3 separate regions of the Homo sapiens genome follow, and regions 2 and 3 are each linked to region 1. A link is a contact called in ENCODE Hi-C data. All regions are on one chromosome and are shown on one strand. Each heading gives the region's core, a stretch centred on a gene start or an enhancer-like site at or near the end of the contact. The rest is flanking DNA. Distances are from core to core; before and after follow the strand shown.

Evidence for each region. A loop is a pair of places that touch in the nucleus more often than their neighbours do. Pooled maps may share reads with other maps.
Region 2: a loop to region 1 is called in a map of CD8-positive, alpha-beta T cell, with 9 times the contacts of the local background. The contact joins the promoter of GALNT2 here to the promoter of TSNAX-DT in region 1. A Hi-C loop is called at or near these places in 1 of 168 maps with a recorded cell type or tissue (CD8-positive, alpha-beta T cell), 1 of 37 single-sample maps with no recorded cell type and 9 of 50 pooled maps.
Region 3: a loop to region 1 is called in a map of CD8-positive, alpha-beta T cell, with 17 times the contacts of the local background. The contact joins the promoter of NTPCR here to the promoter of TSNAX-DT in region 1. A Hi-C loop is called at or near these places in 1 of 168 maps with a recorded cell type or tissue (CD8-positive, alpha-beta T cell), 2 of 37 single-sample maps with no recorded cell type and 9 of 50 pooled maps.

The regions. Positions count from the first base shown.
Region 1 is chr1:231,525,431-231,530,430 of GRCh38, reverse strand. It overlaps TSNAX-DT (TSNAX divergent transcript), which reads left to right and starts at 1,875. Exons shown (of 3, transcript NR_173106.1): 1 at 1,875-2,011; 2 at 3,016-3,093. It overlaps TSNAX (translin associated factor X), which reads right to left and starts at 1,762. Exons shown (of 6, transcript NM_005999.3): 1 at 1,605-1,762; 2 at 1,072-1,176. The coding sequence starts at 1,620. It overlaps TSNAX-DISC1 (TSNAX-DISC1 readthrough (NMD candidate)), which reads right to left and starts at 1,778. Exons shown (of 16, transcript NR_028393.1): 1 at 1,605-1,778; 2 at 1,072-1,176. RefSeq lists enhancers at 1,006-2,205, 1,674-2,495 and a silencer at 4,174-4,468.
Region 2 is chr1:230,064,781-230,069,780 of GRCh38, reverse strand. GALNT2 (polypeptide N-acetylgalactosaminyltransferase 2) reads right to left here and starts at 2,543. Exons shown (of 16, transcript NM_004481.5): 1 at 2,375-2,543. The coding sequence starts at 2,500. RefSeq lists enhancers at 734-813, 3,168-3,327 and silencers at 1,728-1,787, 2,228-3,037.
Region 3 is chr1:232,948,348-232,953,347 of GRCh38, reverse strand. NTPCR (nucleoside-triphosphatase, cancer-related) reads right to left here and starts at 2,737. Exons shown (of 5, transcript NM_032324.3): 1 at 2,604-2,737. The coding sequence starts at 2,637. It overlaps LOC107985361 (a long non-coding RNA gene), which reads left to right and starts at 1,799. Exons shown (of 2, transcript XR_001738525.2): 1 at 1,799-2,020; 2 at 2,192-5,000. RefSeq lists enhancers at 149-358, 294-793, 1,922-2,461, 2,462-3,003, 2,916-3,015.

The DNA.
Region 1 (5,000 bases), core at 626-3,125:
GAGCCACCACACCCAGCCGCAACTCCACCTTCTGTATCAGTACGCTCTTTATTCAATTACGGCCAGCTGTCTTAAACTTCTGACGATCACAGTAGATACTGTGGTGGTTTTCAAATATATCCACAAATAACCTGAGACTCCTCCCTCCAAAGGGTGGGACATAACTTCCTTCCTCTTCAATGTGAGACAGTTTTTAAAACTGCCTCCCTTCTAACAAACACAATGTGACAAAAATGACAGTGTCTGATGTCTGAGATTAGGACATAGAGATTGTGGTTTCCTCCTTGCTCTCTTGCACTCTCTCTCTCTGAAGGAGGCCAGATGCCACACCAAAGGACATCCAAGCAGCACAAGAAGTTCATGTGGACAGGAACAGAGAGCTGGTTGCAGGCAAAAGGCCTAAACTATCAACAGCTGTAGATCCTTCAGCCCCAATCAAGGCTTCAGGTGATTGCAAATAGGAATCAACCAGCTAAGCCCTTCCCAGATTCCTTAATCACAGAAACGTAAGGTACAGGATAGTGGATAGACAGGGACAAAAGGAAGAGGATTTTGTTTTGTGTTTGTTTTGAATTGAGGAATAACTTGTCCAAGTTAATATGCTGAGAAAAGGGGACTGTGAAAATATGTGTATATAGATATGCGAGATTCACTAATAGATACAAGCTCCCACTCTGTGCTAAGTGTTACAGTTAAAACAAAGATACCGTCCCTGTCTTCAAGTCTAGTAGAGGAAACAAATACACACTAAATGAAAATATATTTTAGCATATAACAGATGAGTAAATATTATCAGGTACACAATTCTTGAGTATGTGACATGTCAAATATTAATTAATGTTTACTGTTTCTTGTGTTTAAGTCATGTTTACCTGATTACTAATATTTCTCTTAATGGGACATAAAAGTGAAGGCCTTTGTAATCCAGACTTTTAGGGTACATCTAGCGCCATCACAAAACCTCCAGCTAAAGTTTCACATTAAATTCTTAGGGACTGTTTTCTTGCGCATAACCATGGCTAAATAATTTTGTTCTCTCCCCTTCTTCAACTTACATTGCAGAGAACTTACATTTAAAGGCCAACATCACGGGTGAAGATGAATTAACATCCTTCCCTTCTCTTCTTTGGTTATGTGGGAAATTGTCATGCTTCCTTTTCCTGAACCCTCCTGATCCTTATATAGAGAAGAAAAAAAGAGAGGGATCTTCCATCACCAAGAGTTTGCAAAACACAACATAGACAAACCTACTCCTTGCTTTAAAACCAGATACCCACAGGGCCCTCGCCTTAGAGGCTTTCTCCGCAGACTGACAGAGACGCTGCCCAGGCCTTTCCAAGCAAATCATCCAAGTTTCCACCAACTGGTGCTATGATCTGGCATTACAGCAATTACTGAACTAGGATAAAATCACACCTCAAAAATTTAAGAAAAAAGGAGGTGTAAACAGGGCCGATCTGGCCGGGGAGAGAAACAGAGGGGCCGCCCCCGAGTCTACAAGGGACGAAGGCATCCTTCAAGGGTGAAAAGGGGAAAACTGCATAGAAAGACTGGAGAACCTCCCCCTCCGGATAAATAACGCCCCGTGTTGTTAAGGACGCCACCTTCTTTGTTGCTCATGTCGTCACAGCCTACGGTGAGACGAGCGGAGACTGAAGGACCTGGAGCAAGAGGAGTGCGCGAGGTACAGGCCGAGGGAACCTGGGAAAACAGCCTGCAGAAAAACGCTTTGCAGCCGGGCCGACTACAACGCAGTGGCCGGAAGTCTCCTCTCACGTACTTCCGGCCTGCGTCCGGAGGGGAGGGGAGGCCGTCGCCGCTGGCTCCGCCCACCGCGTGGTCCAAGGACCACCACCCGCCACCGCCGCGCGAGCGTACTATTGCGGCCGCCCTCTGCTGCGCCTGAAGAGAGAGGCGACTCTACAAGCCTCACAGCATGCACTGTTACTAAAAAGACGATGCGTCCTCCTGGACCTGAGATCTGTGTGATCGTGGGAAAGCGACGAAAAACGTACGTAATTTTTTTCTGAAGGCACCTTCGGGACACCTTACCCTTCCCTCAGGGGGGCCCAGCTTCGCGCGCGGTGCTGTGGGGGTTGTAGTTCCTCCGCCGGAGCGGGACCTCCGGTGCCCCGGGCCAGGGATGTGAGAAAGAAGCGAGCCCTCGAGTTTCCTCGGGGCATGTGGGAAGGTTTTTTTCAGGATCCAGGCAGAACCTTACAGAGCTGGGAGTTTTTTAACTTTCCATTCCTGGCAGTGACGCCAGGAGCTTTAAGTGATGGAAATATGCGAGTCAATCAGTGGATGGTGTTAGTACTGTTTTCTCTTATGAAGATCAAGCCTGCCCTTCGGGTCTACTTCCACCTTTTCCCCCTGCCCGTCTCCCACCGTCTCCCTCCTCTCCACTGGCTCTCAGAAGCCGGACAGCCTGTGTTCAACTTGCCTCCACGGAGTGGTTGTGTGACCTTGATGAAGCACGCAACTTCTCTGCCTCAGTTTCCTTATCTGTAACATAGGGATAGAATAGTACCCGCCTTGTAGGGTTATTTGAGGATGAAAGGAGTTAAGTCTCGTGAAAACGCTCTTTCACATATAACTGCTCAATTAAATATTAAATACCATACTCCTCTCCCACCAGGGCTCTCCCAAACAAAATGATAGACAGGTGAGTAATAGCAGCTGTGTTCCACTAAACTGTGGGCATTTCATTATGAGCAGGTGCTGCCACCATATCTAGACTTTGTGCCGCCCCTTAGCCCCAGTGCTTCTCAGCGCTGTGATCCGGTCCCATGTAAGCTTCCGTCAATGTTTGTTGAAGAATCATGTTCCTGGTGTCAGAATAGGTAACTAGATGGCAATTCAGCACCGTCTAGAGAGAAACTCAGGCCAAGGCTTCATAACTGGGGTGCCCTAGGCCTAGTACAGAAAACACAAGTACATTTTAAGCTTTCTCTAAATAACCTCTCTATTGTGGTCATGTGTTGAACACACAGTCTTTTCTCCTTGTTAATTTAGGAACAAAGGAACAGTAAATGGAGTAACTTGGCTAGAATATGGCAGTAACTACAAGGCATGTTCTGCTCTGGCACGAAGGTAACCACCACTCATACCTCTCCAGCCCTGTGAATACGTCAATTGACTAAGCAGATTCCTTGAGGATAAAGTAGGCTCCTGGGGACCTTGCTTGTTGGGCTACTTGCTTTGTGGATGTTAAACAGATAATTCTCATGAGTTTGAGTGACGTCTGATCTACCAGTATTCCCCCTACTCTGATTAGAAATGACTTGACCATGCCAAAAAGAATAAAAGACAGCTCTGATACAAATGTAGCCATTTTAATGTGACTCCCTCTAGATCCAAGGAAGCCAGTACTTACGAACATTTTCAGAGTCAATACTTACTGTACTGTACCATAGTCGAGGAAAAGGGTATTTTTCCTAACTCTCCTGGAGTAGCACATCCCAAGATCTCAACTTTCCAAAACCTGGATCAACTATATTTCTTTTCTTTCTCCAGCCACCACTCCCCTAGCCTGTTCAACTACAGCTATGTTACCTGAACTGCTTTCCACTCTTTCCCATAAATGTAATGATTAGAACACTAAGTTTCATAACCTGTAATGACTTCTGAAAGTATTTAAGGGAGGTGAATCCCAGGAGCACTTTCCCAGCACTTATTTGCATATGCATTTACCCCAGGCCTCCCCAGGTGTTCCAACTTGTAGCTACTCCTTTGTCAGGAAATAGATTTCAACTTCTGTAACAACCTGCATCCCTACCTGGTCTCCTTGTTTTATTGCTTCAGATGCAAACACATAGTTTTGGTACTTGGCAAAACAGTTTTTTGTTTGTTTTTTAAAGGAAGACAACCACCCCAAGTCAGGGAGAGGAAGGTAAAGATTTTTAGTAGGATCTTACCTCTGATGTTGTTTTTACTTGTTATTGTTGCTTTTTTTTTTTTTTTTTTTTGACACGGTTTCACTGTCACCCAGGCTGCAGTCCACGGCTCACTCACTACAGCCTCGACCTCCTCGGGCTCAAGTGATCCTCCCACCTCAGCCTCCCAGGTTGTTGGGACTACAGGCACATGCTACTATGCACGGCTAATTTTTTTTTTCTCTCCATTTTGTGGAGACGGGGTTTCGCCATGTTGCCCAGGCTGGTCTCAAACTCCTGGGCTCAAGTGATCCACCTGCCTAGGCCTCCCAAAGTGCTGGGATTACAGTGAGCCACTGTGCCTGGCCCCCTGTTGCATTCTAATTGCCTATATTTGACTCTGAATGAAGCACTAAGCCTTTCAATTGCATGGTGGTTATTCAGTTCATAAATCCTCTCATTGGTCACCATTAGATTAAGAGAAAAATCGCATATCAAAACTGGTTTGGGAGGCCAAGGCGCGCAGATCATTTGAGGTCAGGAGTTCGAGACCAGCCTGGCCAACATGGTGAAACAGTCTCTACTAAAAAATACAAAAATTATCTGGGTGTGGTGGCACGCACCTGTAATCCCCAGAGGCTAAGGCAGAAGAATCTCTTGAACCCAGGGCGGGAGTTTGCAGTAAGCCAAGATAGCGCCACTGACCTCCAGCCTGGGCCACAGAACAAGACTTCACCTCAAAACAAAAACAAAAACAAACAAAAAAAACTGGTTTTGGATATTGAAGGAAAATCATATAATCCAGTAAAGAGAAGATAATTAACAGATTATCTATTTCAGCATTTCCCTTATTTAGTTATTACATAAATAACTAAATCCTGGGGTAGAAGAGATCATGGGGAATTGTAAGAATCTGGAGTTTCTGTTTTTTAAAAGATAACCATAATATTTAAAAGATATCTGTGGGATCCAGAGTGGTATTGTGAAGTGTACACATTACCTTTATTGTGAATAAATTCAAAGATTTATTTTTCAAGCAATGCTAGGATGTAGTAGGAGAAAATGATGTTCCAGTTTTATAACACAAGAAAGAGAAGCTCATATTGAAGAAGTAAAGAGTGATGG
Region 2 (5,000 bases), core at 1,294-3,793, 1.5 Mb after region 1:
TCTGCCTTTCTGTGCATGGCCCGCTATCTTTTTTTATGTCCATACTTTACAAGCCAAACAAACCACATTTTTTTTTTGGTATGAGAATGAAATAAATTTAGAGACACTTCTAGTGTCTAAATCCATGGAAACAATTGGGGAAGAAAGAAGACTACACGATTTTCCTATACATCAGGCATTCGTGACAGCAGGGCTCTATTTACCTCCTTCAGAAACCATCTTAAGGCTTCTCTTTAACCCTGGGTCCACCACACGAAGTTAATGAGTCTTCCACTGCAATTTCAAAAGCTATTGCATTTACACACCTCTTCCTCAACCGACAAATCACTAAAGCATCCTAAGGGGTAGCATTAAATTTTATGGTTCGTTGACAGAAAGAATAGAATCCCAAATCACCAATCCATGTGTAATTAATTGTTCATTTCCCCCACTTTTTCTACCTGGTCTCCGTACCTGTCTATATTGCCACCAGGAATTCTTTAAAAAAAACAAAACAAAACAAAACAAAACAAAAAAAAACAAACTAAGAATCACACACTTCAGGAGTGTCTGAAGACTTCTGCATGGAAGACCCCTCACACCATCCAGGAACTGAAGCCCACCAGAGTGAGGAATCAGCCTCCGGGAGGCGAACGAGCACGCTTGCTCTTTCTAATCACGTGTACTAATGAAAGTGGCAGACTAAGGAAAGAGAAACGCCAAGGGTGGCTTATGTGTTTGGTTTTCTTTGCATGAAAGGCAGAAAGCTTTGCCAGGTCTCACCAGCACACCAGGCTATGCAGAGTGGCCAAGGCACAGTTTACCGGGAAGCAAAGTTTTAAAAATCATTCCAGTTTTACACGATTATATCTCTGAATGGACTGCACGGCTTTTGCTGCCTGCATGCTCTTTGCTGTTCAAGAATAAACCAAGTCTTCGCGTACATATACTACCTATACCATTTTTTACAAAAACAACGCTAAGAGTACAATGTCAGCTCAGAAGCTAGGCCGATTCAGCACGTGGAAAGAGGGCTTTATTTCTGCCCTTCTAGATAAAACAAATCCACGTAATTTACCAGAAACCACATAAGGCACCCATTCCACCTAACATCTTCGGCTATGAATGAATGAATGAAGCAAAGAAAAAACCTCTGAAGCAGCCAAACCCCGGCGTGGACATTTAGGGGTCTGACTTCAGAACTGAAGTCTGTTCATCTAGTTAGTTCCCTCTGGCTTGTTTCAGGATACCACTCTCTTGTTCCAACCCAACCACCCGTAGTCCATCTCCATTAACTCAGAATTTTCTGGGTTTGCGGTGACACTAAATGTCACAGTAACGAGGGTTACAGGAATTCGGAAAAGATAACGCTGCTTTCAAAGCCGAGGAGCCAGTAAAACACTACAAACGTCCCCTGCCGGCATGCTCCAGCACACAGCCCGACGCCCTGCTCTCCCGGCCGGCGCTCGGCCGCAGGACCGCGCTGTCCCGGCTCCTCTCGGCGCTCACCATCCTCCCGAATGCCCAGGGCCCGGCCGTCCGGAGCGGCGGCACGAGGACGCGGAACCGCAGAGCGGCTCACACGGTCCCCACAGCCAGATCACTCGGCCCCTGGAGCATGTTAAAAACACAGCCACAGAAGAGGGATTCTCCCTGAAGCGGGGAGTGGGGATGGAAAATGCAAGCGCAGGAGGCCACGTCCGGCTCGCGCGGGAGGGCCGGGGGCCGGGTTGGGCAGAGGGTAACGCTGGGGCCGCAAGGGAACGGCCGGGACTGGCCTCGCTCGGGGCGCAGGGGCGCACTGGCCCCTGGCTCGCACGGGCCCTGGGGCTTTACTTGGCACGGGAGCGGCCGCCCCTGCCCCCCAAAGGTAAAGGGCAAAGAAGGTGGCAGAAACACGGAACCCACGCCCCGCGGAGTGACAGGGGGAAAGGGACGAGGATTTGCAGCCGCTGGTATCAAAGGGCTGAAAAGAAACTTGGACTCCTCTCTCCTGCTGTACATGACGCGTTGGAAAAGCGGTCGCCTCTCTCTCCTCTCCTCCCCACCCCCTTTGTGTTTCCCAACACCCCCATCCCTAAACTTCCAACCGCAGGGGATGGGGCTCCCGGCGGCCGGACAAGACTCGAATTACGACGAGCAGAGAGAGGGGCGACGTCCACGAGAGGGGGCAGAGAAAGGCTGCGGGGGCCGCCCTTTCGGAGCCCGGCGTGCGCAGAGGGGCCGGGTGCACCCCTGCCCTGGGCACTCGGCGCGGAGGCCCGGGACGAGGGCGGGCGACGCGAGCGGAGGTCCGGGCGGAGGAGCGCAGGGGCGGCGCGGAGAGGGCAGGGGACAGGGGCGCAGGGTGGGGGGTGGGCGCAGGGGCCCGGCCGCGGCAGGGCGCTCCACTCACCTTCCTGCCGGCGCCGCCGCCCGCGCCCCCGGCCAGCGCAGAGCCGCCCCCCGAGTACATGTAGTAGGCGATGCCCAGCACCCACAGGAAGGCGAAGCAGAGCAGCATCCGCGAGCGCCGCCGCATTCTCCCAACTCGGCCGCCGGCGGGGCCGCCGCTGCTCGCGAGTGCTGCCTGGGCCGGCCGCGGGCGCGGTGGGGGCCGGGGGAGGAGCGGAGGAAGGGGAAGGGCGCGGCGGCGGCTCCTCCTCCCGCGCGGTGCTACTGCTCGGCGGCGGCGCGCACTCGGCGCCCGAGCTCCGCCCCGGGCCGGCGGCGCCGCGCGGCACCAGAGCAGGAAGCAGCGGCCTCGGAGGCGGCGAGGGGGGTCAGGGAGCAAAGGGCGACCAATCGGCGGCGGCTGCGGGGGCCGGGGCGCGGGCCGCGGGAGGGGACTGCCGCGTCTCCATGGCTGCAGCACGCCGGGCTCCGCCGTGAGGGCCTGGGCGCCGCCCCGCCCCCGGCCGCCCGCCCCTCAGCGTGCTCCCCCCGCCGGCCGCCCCCTCCCCCGTGAGTGACAGGTGGCTGCCCCGGGACCCGACTGGAGCGCGCGCACACGTGGGCAAAGAGCCTTGCTCACGCACACGGGGCCTCTCGATTACGGGGGCGGTAGTGGCCTCGGTGCTTCCTGCCCAGACTGTCACCTCTTCAGCCTTGGTCTTTGGGGCCACCTCAGACCCTTAACGGGCTTGCTCTTATTGGCCAACTGACCTGAGTTTTTGGTGCAAACCGCCCGCTTGAACCCGACTTTGCTGCTGCTTGCTGCAGTTTTCTCACTAATCTTGCAGCAAAACATTCCTGACCCGCTGGTATCGATTTTATTTATCTATATAGGCAGATGTGGAGGTTTTGAGTTGGTAGGAACTGAGAAGGTAATTTTCAAAAGAACATTTTTCTGTGGGTGACAGAGCTATCAATGGTAGAGTTGTTCTTTTCAATAAACACAAAATGAGGAAGAAGGAAAGCAATAATATATTGTTTAAAATCTTTTCTTTCTCATTCGTTGCGTTCTTTAAAAAGCACATTAAGCATCTTTAACGATACAAGAAAACGATCTGTCTTGTAACATAATCTATGTAACCTTGGTGATGCCCTTGCAACACGCAAAGCTTCCAGTGTTCCTAAGAAAGACAGAAATTTTACTTAGAACTTGATATATTAAATGTTTTCAGGAGCTTCTCGGTCAGAGGATAATGGCAGCTGCCTGATATAAGTCCGTACCCATATCCTCAACGAAACAAAAACAAGCCTTCAGCATTACTTAGAGAGAATGCCATGAACTGAACATTAAATTACTTAAGTAGAAGAAAGAAAAGATACCAAATTCCAACTGAGCTCCCTCCACTATTGCCAAGGACTTAAGTGAAGTACAGGGTTGTCACCTCTTTATAAATAGAAAGTCCAACACCAAGAACTAAAAACTGAACAGAGGTCAGGTGCCTTATTGATCAAGGGAAGAGATTTGAAAGAAAATGGGACAAGAGGTGAGAGGCTTGAAGGAGCCTTGTTTCTGGGAAAAAGTCAGATAAATACGAAAAGAAGATAATGTCCTTCAGAGGCCTGACAATGAAGGGAAAGAAGGAAGTCAGAAGGGAAAATTACAAATCCTGCAGAAATGAAAGAGAAGACAGCCAGTCCCCTCCCCAAACACCAACATTATCTATTAAAAACTGCATTTCAGTACACAGATAAAAGAAAACACTCTTGAACCGGGAACCCTGCCTCAAAATGCCTAGTAACAGAAAAACATCAAATCAACTGCATTTAAAGATTCTGCAAAAAGAAAACAGAAATCACATTTCTGATGATAAAAAATAAATCATAACATTTTCGCTGATGAAAACCCCCACAATAAAAACCATGAAGCATAAGAAAATTGTAATACCACATGTCAAACTGAACAAAGTGTCACGTATTTGTATACACATACACACACACACACATATCTAGGATAAGAAATTTCAAGAACTGAAGACAGACTAGACAAAAATTAGGAAGAAATGCAACAAGGGTTGAGCAAATTCAAGAAGGAAATTGAAAGTAATGACAAAAACTATCCCAGAAACAAAGAATAATTACAAGGTGTCCAAGGGAAAATATATTCAAATGAAAATATGTAAAAGGACACTGAAGAATGGCAAGAAAACAATCAAGAAATTGAAAATAATATAAAGATAGAAGTAAAAAGGTTCAGAGAGAAGAGGTTAAAATAAAAGCCAGGAAAGGAAGACCAAAATACATGTTAAGTGGAGTCCCTAAAGTACAAACATTAAACAATAAAACCTAATTAATATTAAAACTATAACCCCAGAAAATAATCCAGGAATAAGGGAAAATTTAAATGTACATGTCAAAAGTGACTTCCATGTACCTTGGGAAATGATCTGGAATTATCAACTCCTAAATATATTTTAGTAAAACGATTAGATTTTAAAGGCAAAAAAGATCAAATTGCTTATAGAGATAAAAATTTATGCTGGCATCAGACTTCTGAACAGCAACATGCAAAGCCAGGCAACAGTGGAGCAGCATTAACAAGGAACAAAAGTGCCAGGCAGGCTGGGCATAGTGGCTCATGCCTGTAATCC
Region 3 (5,000 bases), core at 1,488-3,987, 1.4 Mb before region 1:
AAATGACCTCTGCTTCAGGAGACCTCGAGATGATAGCTGTATACCAGGCACAAACAGATCAGAAAGCTCTGGAATTATTTTGGTTCTGGTTCTCCCCTAAGCAGATCCTCAGATAAAGATTCAAGTGCAGGTAGTTTAACCTGGGCAGTGACAACATGATGGACTGGCAGGGAAGAAATTCAGAAAGGGAAGGGAAGGACACCAGCATGAGGTGCACTGTCAAGCAAGTTCCACTGGGGGCAGCTGGAGCTTCAACCCCCTGGGGAATCCTAAGGGACAAGTCAGGGCAAGTGGCTCAGTTATCCTGTCTGAGGAGTGAGAAAGTAGGGAATTTATCAACTAACTTTCACCAATCACAGGTTGAAGGCTAATCCCAGGGCACAGGAATTCCCTGGCTCTTCTGGCCTGCTCTGTTTGCAGGCCAAGTGGGCTCCAGGGACCAGAGAAAGCCCTCCAAGATGAGTCATGGGTACAGACAGTTGGAAATCGGAAAAAATGCTAAGTGCCAGGGGCACTAAGAGGATATGCAACAAAAAGTGACCTCTTTGAGAGGAGACTTTACCTGATGGTCTGAACATATTGAGAAAACAGAAAGAAACTAGGCAAATAAAAACACCTGACAATAACTCCTAATGGGGAAAAAAGTTATGTGTAAAAGGAAAAAAAAAAAATTAGAGGGCATGGTGGTGCATGCCTGTAGTACTAGCTACTAGGGAGGCTGAGGTGGGAAGATGGTTTGAGCCTGGAAGGTGGAGGTTGCAGTGAGCCAAGATTGTGCCACTGCACTCCAACCTGGGCAACAGAGAGAGGCCCTGTCTCAATAAGAAGAGGGAAAAAAAAGATGGGTAAGGTGGCTCACACTTATAATCCCAGTATTTTGGGAGGCCCAGATGGGAGGATCACTTGAGGCTAGGAGTTGGAGATCAGCCTGGGCAACATAACAAGAGACAGGTCTCTACAAAAAAAAAAAAATACCCGGGTGTGGTGGCATGCGCTTGTAGATCCAGCTATTCAGGAGGTTGAAGTGGGAGGATCACTTAAGCCCAGGAGTTTGAGAATGCAGTGAGCTATAACTGTTTCACTGCACTCCAGCCTGGGTGACAAAGCAAGATCCTGTCTCTAAAATAAATAAATAAATGGAAAAGAAATCATAGATTACTATGTGGCTCTGTTGTGATTGTCTTTACATGGCCATAATACTGTAAACATTGACTAATGAAAATTACGCTGTAACTACATTAAGAAGAGAAGGAGAAAAGACAAAGGTGCGTGGGTTTGAGGACAGGTTTAAGAGAGCTACACTGTAGAATTATTTGAGTCTTTCAACTACGTGTAGGTAAGACTTTGATAAAGCAGAAACAAGAACCACCATCAATACAATCACGGTAACAGGACACCTCCATTAATAAAACACACAGTTGTCTTGGGGTCAGCCTGCTGAGTATCAAACTGCATTCCAAGTTTCAAATAAAGGATTGACAAACCAACTTTCAGAAAACAGTTCTTTGCAATACTTAGGAGTGACTTTAGATAGCAGGCATTTCTCAAACCACCCTCCTCCTCCTCACCCCCTGCTCCCCAACTCCCCCATCCAATGCCTGACAAAATCCCAAAGTCTGCAATATTAGCTGTAGCCTTTGCTACTTACAACTAAACATAATCATTAAAATAAAGTGAAAGAGAATTCTAGATCCAGGGTTACAGCCTTTGATATCTGAACCCACACTAAACTTCAAAATTAGATTTGCCTTGCAAAGGAGCTGAAGAAATCACTTTCTCCACTCTTAGCCCATCTATCTTTTTTTAGCCTATCTGATGCAGCCTACCTGTCCTTTTTAGTAATGCTTGATACATGGGTAGCGCCTTGGTTTAAAAGCACCTCCTCCTACACCTCTCATCTGACCTCAACGCTATCCTGCTTCTCAGATGAGAACTCCACAGGCCACAGGGTTGAGGGATCTGACAGACATCAGGAGGGGACAGCGACAGGAACAAGCAAGAGTGTCTGAGAAGGGCTCCTGTAGGTACCAAAGCTTCTCCACCTCTGGCCTCAGCTGTGGAGGGAATTCGTGGGGATGGAGATGGGGATGGGGGTGGGGGGATGAACTTAGATGGGAAAGAAAGGTTACAACTTCAGTTTCGCTGTCCTCCAACTAAAATTTACCATTTTTTTTTTGCACGATCAATGTAGCAAAGACCCACAGTAAGGAAATACCTGTGACTATCAACAGAAATTAGACATCTCCACTTCACATCGCGGTTGCCGCAGATCTCTTGAAATACCATTTGTGCAGACCACAACGTCAACACTACAGTAGGAGTTACCGCTGCCGCTGGCCCCTGCGGTTTCTGCCCTTCATCAAGAAGCCAGTCTAGGACCCCCTCACAAGTGTGTTCTAATCCTTTAGGCCCTGTGTCTTTTAAATCACGTTTTCCGGGAAGGAGTACAAACTCTTCAGACTACCAAGCCCGCCATTTAAATTGGGAACTTCAGAGGCCGGAGCCCTGGAGCCGGAGACCCTCCCCGACAGCACAAGGTCGCCCGCAGCCCGCGCGCCCCCACCCCCTCGACCTCTTGGAGGTGGGGATCCCCTCAGGGTTACCTGGGGGCCCCGTTAGGAACACGTGCCGGGCCATACTGGTGGGCGGGGGTAGGGGTTGCGGTCAGGGGAGCAGTCCAGGTTGGGGTCGCAATTCAGGTCAGGTCCGGACCAGGGTCGCGACTCAGGACCCGCCCACCGCGTGTCGCAGGCCCCGCCCCCAAGCGGTGCTTTGACCGGAAGCACCGCCCTCAAGACCACGCATGCGCCTTCTCCCGAGTCCCCGGTCCGCGCCTGCGCATTCAGCCCTCGGCATTGGCGCCTGTGCCGCGGCAGTTCCTATAGGCGGAGCGGGTTGTACGGTCTCTTAAGTTTCATTCTGGGTTCAGGGCTTTTGTGGGGTATTTGCAGAGATAAGTGCGTGAGAACGTCAGTTATTAAACTATTGCTGCTTCAAGTCAGCGCCATCACCCAAGTTCTGCCCCTTGACTCCGGACCTAGGAGCTGAAATTGCCCAAGGCTGCCGGGACAGCCCTTTTGTAGAAGGTTTGTGACCTGGAAGCATTCCTCAAAGGGGGATGCCATGTTAATGACTCCAACTTTGTTCTCAAACATTCCTGCAGAATAGAATCAGCTGGGGAGTTTTAAACTTGCTCTGATGCCTGGGTTTCACCTGCAGTAATAGGGAGTGTCAGAAGACAAAATTACAAGTTTAGTTTAAAGATCTAATTGGCTTATATTTAGGATCTAGAATCGAGAAATAGATCATTTCATAAAGCAAATAGAGTGTTCCAATGAGTTGTGCAGAGGAGGTTGGCTTTATGGGCAAAAAAAGGCTGAAGAACAAAACAAAGAGTGGGTATTTCAAAGTTACTTTCCTTATAGGGTTAAAACAGATTGGACTTCGTTATTGTACTGACTCAGGTTAACTACAATCTCCTGTTTTTTGGGAAAACGGGCCTGTTTCAAAGTTCAGTTTGGTTACATGGCACTTGGCACAAGTGACTCCATTCTGGTTTGGTCTAGTCTGCTAGGACCTAGTGCAGGAGGTTAGTCCAAAACAATGGCCTCCCATAAATCTTGTTTAACATGAGTAATTGGTCTTGAGCGAGTCTTGAGCACCTGTATTCTTTTTTCTTCTTTCTAAACTCCAGGAAGTTCCTGAAGTGCGCTAGGGTTGAGAACCACTGGTGTAGGCAGGCTTCCCGTCCTCAGCCATGCATAGGACGCCCAGTTTTCCCTCTTTACTTTCACACCAAAGTGTATAAAGATCTCCTCTTGCAAAGAATTAAATAGCTTCTCCGTCTCACTTTACCACTGCAAGTGTTCCGGCCAACGAATGACGTGGCAGTGGCCTTGGGCCACATTTACCTGTAAACTCTTTCAGTCTAACATGTGTACAGCTTAATTTGTAGTCAGTCGTTCCCCATCCTGGCTGAGAAAGCAGTTCAGTGAGTGCTCAACTTAATTGGTTTCTGCCCACACATGGACCTCTTGGTTTCCCTTTAGCCTGAGACATATGCCAGTCCAATGATTATCTAAAAAAACAAAGTTGGATTTGTAAAATATAGCTGTCATCACCATCATTTCTGCAACATTTGTAATGCTCTATTATTATAACAGTATACTATTTATTATCCCAACTGTTAATGTAGGGCCTTCCACCTTGATTTATTTTGCAGTCCATATATGTTGAATACAGTGAAAAGTTGATATAGTAAAGTAAATTCATAGGAGGAGCTTCCAAAAAAAAGGAAAAAAGTATATGTATCTCTTGTATCAAAAGTACTCGTTTTAAATGTTAATCAGATAGCATTTTCCATCACTGAAAAGCAGTTTGGATTTGCAAGGCTCACCGGAAGTTGGGTTCTTTTGTTTTGTTGCTGTGCCTGGAATTCTGGCATCAGTTTAAGTAGCTCAAAGATACATGGAATTCAGATATGGTGAATCAACGTCTCACAAAACAGAAAAAAAGACTCCATAGTTGAATGTACTTTATCCATGGAAAATGAATTATTTGGATGGTAGTTCCACGGATATCTTCTTGTTAGAAAATTCATTGATTTGATGCTTAATTTCTACAGTTTCCTGTATGTGTTATTAGGTAACAATAACAAAAAATTAAATAGCTTATATCTCTTAGAGATTAACAACAAAAGAAGATGGCATAAATTGAAACAAATTTTAAAATAAATGGGATCTTAAAGTACTGTACCATACTGAATCCAACTTTTGCTTCCTATCTAATCAACATCCAATGGACGGATGTTTGTGTCCCCCCAAAATTCATATTGTTGAAATCCTAACCCACAAGGTGAAGGTATTAAAGTGTGGGGCCTTAAAGAAGCAATTAGGTAATCAGGTCACTAGAGTGGAGTCCTCATGAATGTGATTAGTACCCTTAGAAAAAGGCGGGAGAAAACTTGCTTTCTATCTCTCTGCTCTCTGCCATGTGAAGAT